Regions from separate parts of the Homo sapiens genome. Here region 2 is linked to region 1. A link is a loop called in an ENCODE intact Hi-C map of the cell type or tissue named here. Cell type or tissue: endothelial cell of umbilical vein. All regions are shown on one strand. Each heading gives the region's core, and the rest is flanking DNA. Links, peaks and the distances in the headings are about the cores only.

Evidence for each region. A loop is a pair of places that touch in the nucleus more often than their neighbours do. Peaks named below come from ENCODE experiments on the same cell type or tissue, not always from the same donor. Only the 100,000 strongest peaks of a DNase experiment are listed, where the experiment ranks them.
Region 2: it touches region 1 in a loop (2.9-fold over the local background); 6 of 110 quality-filtered maps call a loop at or near these places.

What each region holds. Positions count from the first base shown.
Region 1 is chr4:139,758,206-139,763,584 of GRCh38, forward strand. All of the region lies in intron 2 of MAML3 (mastermind like transcriptional coactivator 3), which reads right to left. It overlaps LOC124900781 (a long non-coding RNA gene), which reads left to right and starts at 4,851. Exons shown (of 2, transcript XR_007058276.1): 1 at 4,851-5,379. In endothelial cell of umbilical vein, for the core only: a CTCF peak has its summit at 3,440 (motif pointing left); a DNase peak (open chromatin) is centred at 4,746; H3K27ac peaks cover 1,167 bases.
Region 2 is chr4:139,862,029-139,867,407 of GRCh38, forward strand. The region is part of intron 2 of MAML3 (mastermind like transcriptional coactivator 3); the gene reads right to left. Among named protein-coding and RNA genes, the nearest start is that of MGST2, 200 kb to the left of the region's middle. In endothelial cell of umbilical vein, for the core only: no CTCF peak of the experiment used is centred there; a DNase peak (open chromatin) is centred at 2,763; H3K27ac peaks cover 368 bases.

The DNA of each region.
Region 1 (5,379 bases), core at 318-5,317:
TTTTAAAATTTGATTTGGGAGAGAGGCGTCTGCATTTCCTGAGGCTCCTGTCTAAATCACAGTTCTGGCCATCCAGGGAAGGAAGGTATGCCTTCCTACTCAGCAGATGTGGCCTGAGTATACGTTGCTGTGTAAAGGAAGAAAACCAAGGAGTCACGGTAGAATCTGAATATATCTTTTAACTTTTTTTTGTTAATATTTTAAGATATGGCTACTACAGCTGATTGTTATCGATCTGTGTGTGCAGAGGTGGCCAGAAAGACTGATGTATGCCCAGCTGTTCATTTGATACCAGACACACACTTTAATCTGGGTCTGAAACCTCGATTTGTATGACCCATTGTGGCCTTTTAGGGCCAAGCTCTTGACATGAGAGTTACAGCAGGTTTCCTGCCTCCCCTCCAGCCATGTTCGGCTGCAGGAGTATGCTCGGTACGTTATCAAACATTTCTGGTCCTCTCCTGATGTCCCCGTTTATTTTCCAGCAACAACTGTCTCAGAATTGGCTTTTCCACCTTATCCATGTCATCTGATGACTAGCTTGTCTCTTCTCCAAATTCCCCCATACTAGTCACATCTTCCTCAAGGCTTTTCCTGGACCAAACTAAAGTTTCCTGAAGATCACCAGCCACTGACAAATACACCAAGTGATATCCCTGTTTCCAAAATATCAATCACACACTCAGAGAACCACTGAGCTGGAAGGGACCTCTGGGCATCGTGGCACCTGAACCTCTCTTGATGAGAATCTACAAGACATTTTGTTAGATGTTTGTCCATCCATCCATCTGTGAAAAATCACAGTGATTGGTTGAGAGACTGGTTCTAAAATGAACATCATGTACTTGGGAGACAGATGTCCAACAAATCACAGTCACCCAGAAAGAACCTTCTCGCCCATGTGATTTCTCCTCTGATCCCTGATGTTCAAACTGACATTTGAGGGGAAGACAGAAATGTGTCCAGATAAAACTCTCCAGCTGGATGGTACAGGGCACAGCAGTTATGACAGAAAGAGAAGAGCCGCAGCAGAAGAGCAGTCTGGTTACTCCCCCAGGGAAATAACATCCAGAGGGATGGGGGACTCCAATATACTGCCTTGAATATCAACACACTGAAGTATGCAGCAGAAACAGAATGAACCTGCTGGAACAGGCTGGTGTCTGTGGGGCTCACGTGGCAGGGAACTCCTGCTTCCTACCCCTCCACATCCACCCTGCCCTTGCCCCAGGTCCCGGCCTGACTCCTCACCTTGAACCAGCATCTCTCCCTTACAATTTTTCTAGCTGCTATTAGGCTGTAGTCCTGCTCTAGGTGTGGAAGACCAACTCTAGGTTCTGGCCATAAATTGTTTTAGCACCTAGGCAAATTGCTTTCTAGGTTATTAAAAGAACTGCAGATGTTAGAGGCTGTCTCTAGGATTGTTAGACAGCCTTGTTTTGTGCTTTCTTTACCTATTTTGATTTTTCTATAAGAAGTATGCATTATTTTAATATTTTTGGGAAAAGAAAAATGATTTAAGATAAAAATATTTTTTTGCATCTGTGGTTATGGAAACACTGTTAATATCGAGAATGAATAAATAATGGAATACTGGAATGAACCATGAAGAGAAGCAAGGCAATAGCCCACTTTCACACAGGGGGTAAAGGCGAACATGATATTGATTTCTTGCAAAGTTTTAGGACAAAAGATTAAACAGGATTTCTGAAAATATGTAAAACAAAGAGGCCACCTTTCCCATTATTCTGTACTGCTGTTAACTGATTATAGTAGGGGAATGCCACATATGTGATACTTCTCAACAACACGGTATTTGGCAAACTCTCTCATGACAACTTTTGGACAAAATGGAAAACAGTGCATAGAAGTCAAGAGTAGGTTCCTTGGAAGCTGGCTGAAAGTCTGGTCCTACTGGTACCCAGATTGGTGTCAATCTAGAAAGAGTTCTCTAACGGGGAGTGATAAGGCACTGTCACTGATGTAGATGAAGGCAGCAGATACAATGATACAAACCTGAAAAGATGAGCTAAATTCTCCCTGTGGAGTTTCCAAGATGCTGAAAGTTGAGCAGAAACTCAGGTCAAACTTAACAGAGGTAAATCTAGAATTCAGGTGAACAAGAAACCAGCTACACAAGTTCAGGATGGGAGGCAGGGAAGTGGGATAGATAGAATGTGGGCTTTGGAATCAGTCTGCTGGGCTGTAATCCCAGCACTTCGGGAAAATTACTTAACCTCACTCAGCCTCAGTGTAGGTGGGAGAATTAAAAGGGACTGATGGCACCATGTTTAGCACAGCGCCTGGCTCATGGGCACAGGACACGCTCAATAACTTTATAATTATTAAATGTGGCCAGACAAGAGTTCATTGTATACAGAACACCAAGGCGCTTCATTGCCCAAAGGAACAGTAAGAACTGACAAAGTGATGAGGCTGTAAAACACGTGAATTTGAACTTAAGCTGCAGATTCAGGAAAGAAACTGTACTACTATATTCTATACCCATCAGAAGCCATCTGGAATATTGTTCAGCTCAGGACACCACGTTCTGAAAGAGATACCAAGAGGCTGGAGTGTATCCAGAATGGTGTGACATGAGAGTGAGAAACAGCTGGACAACTAGAATCATTTAAGAAAGAAAAATGAGTACAGGATGGTCGTGACAACTCTCTTGAAATACTTGAGGAATTGTTATATAGAAAAGAGAGTCAAATTGCTCTGTTGTTCTAGAGGACAGCTTTCTTTTCTTTTCTTTTTCTTTTTTTTTGAGATGGAGTTTCACTCATGTTGCCCAGGCTGGAGTACAATGGCGCAATCTCGGCTCACTGCAACCTCCACCTCCCGGGTTCAAGTGATTCTCCTGCTTCAGCCTCCTGAGTAGCTGAGATTACAGGCACGCATCACCACACCTGGCAAATTTTTGTATTTTTTAGTAGAGATGGGGTTTCACCATGTTGGCCAGGATGGTCTTGAACTCCTGACCTCAGGTGATCTGCCTGCCTCAGCCTCCCAAAGTTCTGGGATTACAGGCATGAGCCGCTACACCCGGCCCTAGAGGACAGCTTTCTAAAAGTCTTCAGCCAAGTTTGTTTAACAAAAGGGAAAACTTTTCGACAGAATGGACCATGGAACAGGTTGCTTCATTTCCCACCACTGCAAGTGATCAAAGAGAGTCTGGAGGGGGCGTTAGGGGAATTGGAGAGGTTTTCACAGTTGTTCCCCTTCTTCCTCCTCCCTGCTCCAACAGCTACAGCCTCTACTGCTGGACCTTACTAGGCTTCCTTTCATCCCATTAATGATGATTAGATAGGACACAGAGTCCCCCAGTTCCTAACCTTCTCCACTAGAGCACAGAAGGCACATTCTCATGCACAGATGCATATTCATCCAGCAAGTATTCGCTGATGGCCCTCTACAGGTCAGGAAGTGTGCTACTTGACAGGGGCTAAAAAGATGAACAAAGTATATCCCCAGGGAGCACCTAGGCTAGTGAGAAACAGGCCCCTCAACAGATGCCTGTGAAACGGTGAGGCAAGTGCAGTGATAGAGATTAGCACGGGGGACTCTGGAATCACAAAAGAAGCTCAACTAACCCAGCCTGGCTGGGTCAAGGGGAGTCAGGGAGAGTTTTCTCCGGGAGTAGATCCTGGAAGCTGTGTGGGAATTGGTTAATGTGTTAGAGGAAGAGGGACAACATGAGCAAAGTAATGAAGGTAAAGAACAGCCCTGTGGACAAGCAGTTCTATATTGCTGGATTGTGAAGCATAGGGCATGAGACAGGAAGAAGTCAGGCTAGAGAGGTTGGATGGACCGAGAGCCCAGGGAGCCCAGTGTGGGTTTCTAGGAGCTTCTATGCCACATGCAGAAACTTGCATGGATGAAGGACTCTTGTTCGAGCTGCAGAATCCTAACTAGTCCCTGGCCTCTAGAAAATATTTGTGCAATTGTATGTTTCATTACCATGCATGTCCTCTGTTCCATGAGTGCAGGGCCTTGTCCATCTAATTCATCACTATATCCCCCGTGTCTAGCCCAGCGCCTGGGACACAATAGGTGACTAAAAAGGAAGAATGGGAACAGAAAGGATGCAGCTTCACAGGGTTTTTGTGAGGCTTCCTAAGGTGCTATATGTAGCATGCTTAGAGCACTTGGCCCTAGCATGCATGAATAAGGGACAGTGATTGTGATTATCATTCATTTGCATTTCTTTTTCTCCTGTCTTGTTGATTTTTCAAGCCCACTGCTTATAGTACCTTTGCTTTTGTGGCTGGCCCTGATTAATACATTTTGATGAGTAATAGTGTTTGCCAAATGATAACGGTCCCCAAAGAGGCCCCCAACCTACAGAGAGTTACAGAAATATTCAGCATCATAAACCAAAAAAGGATATTCAAAGGACAGAATCGAGGAACTGATTTCCTCAATGGGAATACAAAACTTATGTTTGCAGGCAGGCCTCCTCGAGAAAGTATGCAAGTGTCACATGAGGCTCCATCGCTACACTCATGGCCAAAACTTTAACCCCCGTGAACCCTGGATAAAAGGCAGGTAGAAATGGTTGAGAATAAACTGTTCTCTGTAGACCTCGTTGACCCTAACAACCATCTGACGGGGCTTTAATCTGGTGGGGTGTGGCCAGGCACAGCCCATGGAGGAAAGAAAGCCCCCCTTTCTTTCCTGAGGAGGGCTGGAGAGGGGGTGCGTGTGCATATTTCGTGTCTATGTGCCAAAGTTAGGCTTCCTGACATTGTTTCCTCTGGCTTCTCTTGGCACAGTGTCTTCCTGGTCTATGAAGGCCTGCAACTGGCTGATCTTGGTTAAAGGGAAACTGACCAGTGGTATTTGGTGGATACTGCTTGTCCTAAAGATTCAGGAGGAATAGAACTTTCTCCAGGAACCCAGGGACTTATCCAGGGATGACAATCTAACTTTTTAGGGTCTGATTGAAAGATCTGCATCCTTGTGGACAAGAACTTAACTCTACAGAGGAGATTCCTCCTGCCACAGGATTACACCTGGAAAGATTTTAACATTCTTTTCCTTTGTCAAGTCCCCAAAGGATACATTCCTGATAGGGAATCCTAGAGTTTATTCTCCCTTGAATGACTAAGGCCCTAGGCAAAGCTGAAGAGGAGTCTGGATTCTGTGAGAATGAACAAGGCAGCTGCTCGGAGTCGGCTGCTGAGGGGGCCATCTGTTTAAGCAACGAGAAGTACGGAGCTAAAGAGGCACACGGTATTCAAACATGTGAGTTCCCTGCACCAGGGCTTCTGGTCAGTTCTTCAATCAGGAGAGAAAATGATGCTTAGGTGTTAAAGGTTCAGGGGGAGCCGAAATGACTTCAATTGCCAAAATAAACAGAATTGCTTAATTAAT
Region 2 (5,379 bases), core at 80-5,079, 100 kb after region 1:
TGAAACCCTGTCTCTACTAAAAATACAAAAATTAGCTGGGCATGGTGGCAGGCACCTGTAATCCCAGCTACTTGGGATGCTGAGACAGGGGAATTGCTTGAACCTGGGAGACGGAGGTTGCAGTGAGCTGAGATCGTGCCATTGCACTCCAGCCTGGGCAACAAAAGCAAAACTCTTGTCTCAAAAACAAACAAACAAAAAAAACAAACTGATGCCTATGTCCCAGCCCCAGAGATTAAGAGTTCATTGGTCAGGGATGTGGCCTGTATTTTGACATTTTTTTAAAGACCCTAGGTTATTCTAGTGGGCAAACATGTTTGGAAACCACAGAGTTATCCACAGATGCCCCTCACATTCTGACTTTCTTATCTCTCCAGTAACTGCCTCCCCAACTCCAAACTGCGTTTGACCATCCAGCTCACTGTCTCGGAATTCCCTTTTTCTTGGACAAACTTCCACATCCTTTGATATTCAGCTCAAATATCTCTTCTGACCATTCATGTTGCCCTTTGTTTTTGTCACAGACCACTCATGCTATGCTGTAATCTTGCTGTTGACCCATTGGTCTCCCCAGACATGTGCTGGGTAAGAGTGGATACTCCTCCTCTTCACTATCTCTGTAGCTGCCACCCAGAACACAATGCATGGCAAAGAGGAGGTGCTCTGTAATGAACAAATGAATTAATAAGTCAATGAATACCCATATAAGAAGTGGAAAGGGCACTGGACTAGAATAGAACTAGAATAGGACTCTGGAGACCCAAATGTAGGTAGCAGTGTTGAGTGGAAAAGCTCGGAATATGGAGCAGTACAGGCTGGATTTGAACCTTGGCTCCAGTTATTAGCTATGGGACCCTTCTCAGGCTGTCAAAATACATCGAGTTTCACTTGCCTCTTCTACAAAATGGGAATAATAATAGAGATAACCCTGGCCAACATGGTGAAACCCTGTCTCTACTAAAAATACAAAAATTAGCTGGGCGTGGTGGCAGGTACCTGTAGTCCCAGCTACTCAGGAGGCTGAGGCAGGAAAGTCGCTTGAACCCAGGAGGCGGAGGATGCAGCGAGCCAAGGTTGCGCCACTGCACTCCAGCCTGGGTGACAGAGTGAGACTCTGTCTCCAAAAAAAAAAAAAAAAAAAATAGTAGTACCTTCATTACAGGGTTGCTGTGAAGGTGGGAGTTGATATATGTGAAATGCTTAGCATAATGTTTAACATTCAGGTGTTAAAAAATATGGTAAGTCTTATTCTTTGTTCATTTGTTTGTTGTGAGATTTCTGATTTCTGGCACATTACACACTTTTTCCTGTGCCCTTTTTTTTTTTTTTTTTTCCTTTTGAGACAGAGTTTTGCTCTTGTTGCCCAGGCTGGAGTGCAATGGTGTGATCTTGGCTCACGACAACCTGCACCTCCAGGGTTCAAGCAATTCTCCTGCCTCAGCCTCCTGAGTAGCTGGGATTACAGGCATGTGACATCATGCTTGGCAAATTTTGTATTTTTGGGAGAGACGGGGTTTCTCCATTTTGGTCAGGCTGGTCTCGAACTCCTGACCTTAGGTGATCCTCCCACAGTGCTGGGATTACAGGTGTGAGCCACCGTGCCCAGCTGCCTTTTCTTATTTATAAAATGAGCAGAGTAACATTGTTTCTTCCTCTCTCAAAAGGAAGATGAAAGTGGTGATTGCTCAAACACTCAGAACATAAAATGCTCTACAAATGTAACAAGTTACAATTAGTGTGCTATATTTGTGTTTACTTCCTAATTTCTGTACCTTCACTTTCTGTGGTAATACCAGAACATGGGTTTTTTTTTTTTTTTTTTTTTTTTGTACTAAAAACCCTTGACATGGGAGGGGAATATATCCAGAAACATTCTTGATGCCAAATTTGAACAAACTGCAAGAGCAGACAAGTTTCCCCACAAAACTCAACAAATTGTAACAAAATATTTCATTAGTGGGCACATCTTCAGGTCCATAATGATGTGACAAATACAGGACCAAAGAAACTTACAGAAGCTTGTAAAATAATATCTGCCATAAAATATAATTTTTCACCATAGGTGTCAATGACATCACTATTGTAGCAATTTCAGACATGAACTTAATAACATTTGTAAAAGGTAAATAGTGATGAAGAATAATAACAAATGATCATTTCATGAGAGCTACTTTGAGGTGGGTGACAGGCAGGGAAGCAGAGGCTGCAGGAAGATACAGACTCTGGGCCATGGTGTGGCTCATTCACAAACTTTCTGATGGGTGTGTTCCTTGCACAGGCTTCAAATTCACACTCCAGTATAATAATTAATTACTCATACTATGACTTACTTGTTGGCTTCACTTGTGATGAATAAAAATCTTTCATGGGCCAGGTGCGGCGGCTCACGCCTGTAATCCCAGCACTTTGGGAGGCCGAGGTGGGCAGATCACGAGGTCAAGAGATCAAGACCATCCTGGCCAACACGGTGAAACCTGTCTCTACTAAAAATACAAAAATTAGCTGGGTGTGGTGGTGTGTACCTGTAATTCCAGCTACTTGGGAGGCTGAGGCAGGAGAATTGCTTGAACCTGGGAGGCGGAGGTTGCAGTGAGCCAAGATCGCGTCACTGCCCTCCAGCCTGGCGACAGAGCGAGGCTCCGTCTCAAAAAAAAAAAAAAAAAAAAAAAAAGAAAAAGAAATCTTGAATGATAAATTCCTGATGACTAAAAGTCAACTATGTTCACTTACTCACTTCCTATAATTGCCATCAACATGTTTGGGAGCAAGAGGGACAATGTTACGCAGAATTATAGGACTCTCAAGGAATCTCAAATTCTCTGACTAGTAAGCTGATCAGAAAAAAAGTGAAATATGGATAAAAATACATTTAGGAAAATAGTAATGCAAACTTGCTTTTTTTTTTTTTTTTTTTTTTTTTTTTTTGCCACAAAGCTTTACTTGTTATGTTCTTCCCTCTTAAATCACTCAAACATTTTATTTATAAAACAAAGAATTTGTGAAATGGAGACAAATTATAATGTTGAAATATCATTAGAGTTTCCTTCAGTTCTACCAAGCATATTTGGGCAAAATTTAAAATATCCTTTCCTCTTTAATTCTGCAAATAGTGCAATTTCAAATACAGCAACTATCTTCTCTCTGTCTAGCTAAAAATTCAATGAAATACTTCACTTTATTTGTCTAAATAGTTATTCTTTTTCTCCTTGGAGAATCAAAATTAACCTTCAGTTGTGTTTTCTTTTAGGGGATACAATAAGGTGGAATGTTTCTTCTTGAATGGTTCAAGGGTCCAGTATCCATCATGAAAGAGGGGAAGGTGCAGAAATAAGATGGATCCAGGTGACCTTGGGGAGAAATCATTCCTAGTCCCTGCTTTTAGCTCCAAAACCATCCTTCTTTTGCCTTTCATATCCCTTGTCCCTGAATTACAGAGCCCTTTGACCTCTGTAAAAGGTTTTTTTTTTGTTTTTTTTTTTTTTCATTCTCTAACTAAACACAATAATAAATTAGGAGTCCCTATCTTTGTAGAAGTGGTCCAGGTTCTGGGCTTCTCCCTTCTTTTCATCAGCCTCTTTTTCCTCTTGTTTAACTCTTCCCAACTTATCCTCTTCCCCCCAAAATGAACTAGGCAGTCTTAATGACTCTGCCTTAATCTCCTCACCAAGTCTTTCTTCCTTTCTGCAGTTACGCCTTAGACATGCGCACTGAGGGGCTCCTGAGCTGGCCTCAGCCTTAGAGAGCCTGCTTGGGTCCTCCTCTGACCACATACATGTCTACCACCGCAAGTAGTCTGCAGAAGCAAGGCAAGAGCCTGTGTTCCCACCTCTAGACCATTCTTTGGATACCCGGAGCCCCAGATTCTCTGCTTAGAGAATTTCAAGTCTGTTTTCCCAGGTCCGTCTTCTGGAAGGTGGCCACACAGCTGTGTGCACCTCTAGGCCCAAAGAATGGCCAAGGGGCATGCAGGTGGACCTTGGAGGTATGGCCAGGAATGTCCCACAAATGTAGGAAGCTCCTGAGGTACAACACAGAGCCAGGGATGGAAAGGGAATTGGGTGGTCCAGGGAACCCAACCTGCAGAACCCCCAGGAGGCAGGGATTCTACATCAAACTGGCCTTCCCAGTGGCCACGAAGGTATACTTGTCAAGATCAGCTGATAGGACATATTGTACTTAATTGTTTGTTAGCTTGAAGTATAACAATTAAGGATGAGGCCTGTGGTACATCTGCACTCTTGCCTTGGGCTCCACAAATGTTAGGGAGGGACACGCTTGTCTCTCCTCACCCAGCGATTTTCCTGCAGATCTTCTCCAGTGCTAAATGCACATGGATTTAGGCAGTGAATACAGAACAAAGTTTGGACCTTCAGTGTGGCTGAGTGCCTATTCCTGGTAGCCAGGCCTTCTTTGCACCATCCCTCTGCCTCTTCAGACTCAGTCACCGACAGAAGGCAGTTAATTTGTAAACAAGGAAGATAAGCTGCTGTGTGTCCCCCAGAGAGGTTTTCACGGAGCTTGGGGGCTCCTGGGTCAGACCCCGCCCAAGATGGAATCTATTTGCGGCAGTAACCACAGACAGGTGACCTATTTTTTTCTTTATTGATTCTTCTCTCTTCCTCACTGTCTTGTTTCACCCCTCTTTTCTAAAGTATGTTTCAGACATAGAGGGAGAGGCTGTGATGGAAGTCAGCCAAGCGAAGACGAAGGGTGGGGGAGCAGTCGGCAATTCCAGTTTGACGCTAATGATTTGTGTACAATTCAAGGTCAGAGAATGATATGTGAGGCTTGTGCGCCCACCCACACAAGCATACACAATTTAGTACTTGATTATATCAGCATATAGCGCTAATACATCTCATGCTGCCTTGTTCACTTGCCTTTCCAATTAGAAAGAAACGCAGAGGGCAGGGACCACATGTTAAGCTTCTTTTGTTCCTCGCAGCACCCACCACCTTATTAGGCACATAATGGGCATTTGATAAATATGTTTTGTTAAAAGAGGCTTGCTTTAATGAAATAAAATGTGTTCTTGAAATGTGCTAAATAAAGTCAGTTTTTGTAAATGGAATCCGATTTTAATGATACTGGGAAAGTTGCAATGGGAATACTACAATAAATCCTTTTACAAAGCCAATAACCATTCCGTCTGGATTGTCATGTATTTTTTACCCTCTTGGACCTAAACCAGAAAATCTTAACCCAGGAATCATTGAATCCCCTGCAAATGTGTCCATGTTTGCTTTGGGAATGTGTATTTTTCTGGTGATATTGCTGTAGCTTTCATTGCATTCTCAAAGGGATGTGTTACTTCAAAAAGAAAAAAAAGTTAAAATCCATAGGCCTAGAGGGTGCCACAGAAATGAAGCTAAGGTTCTA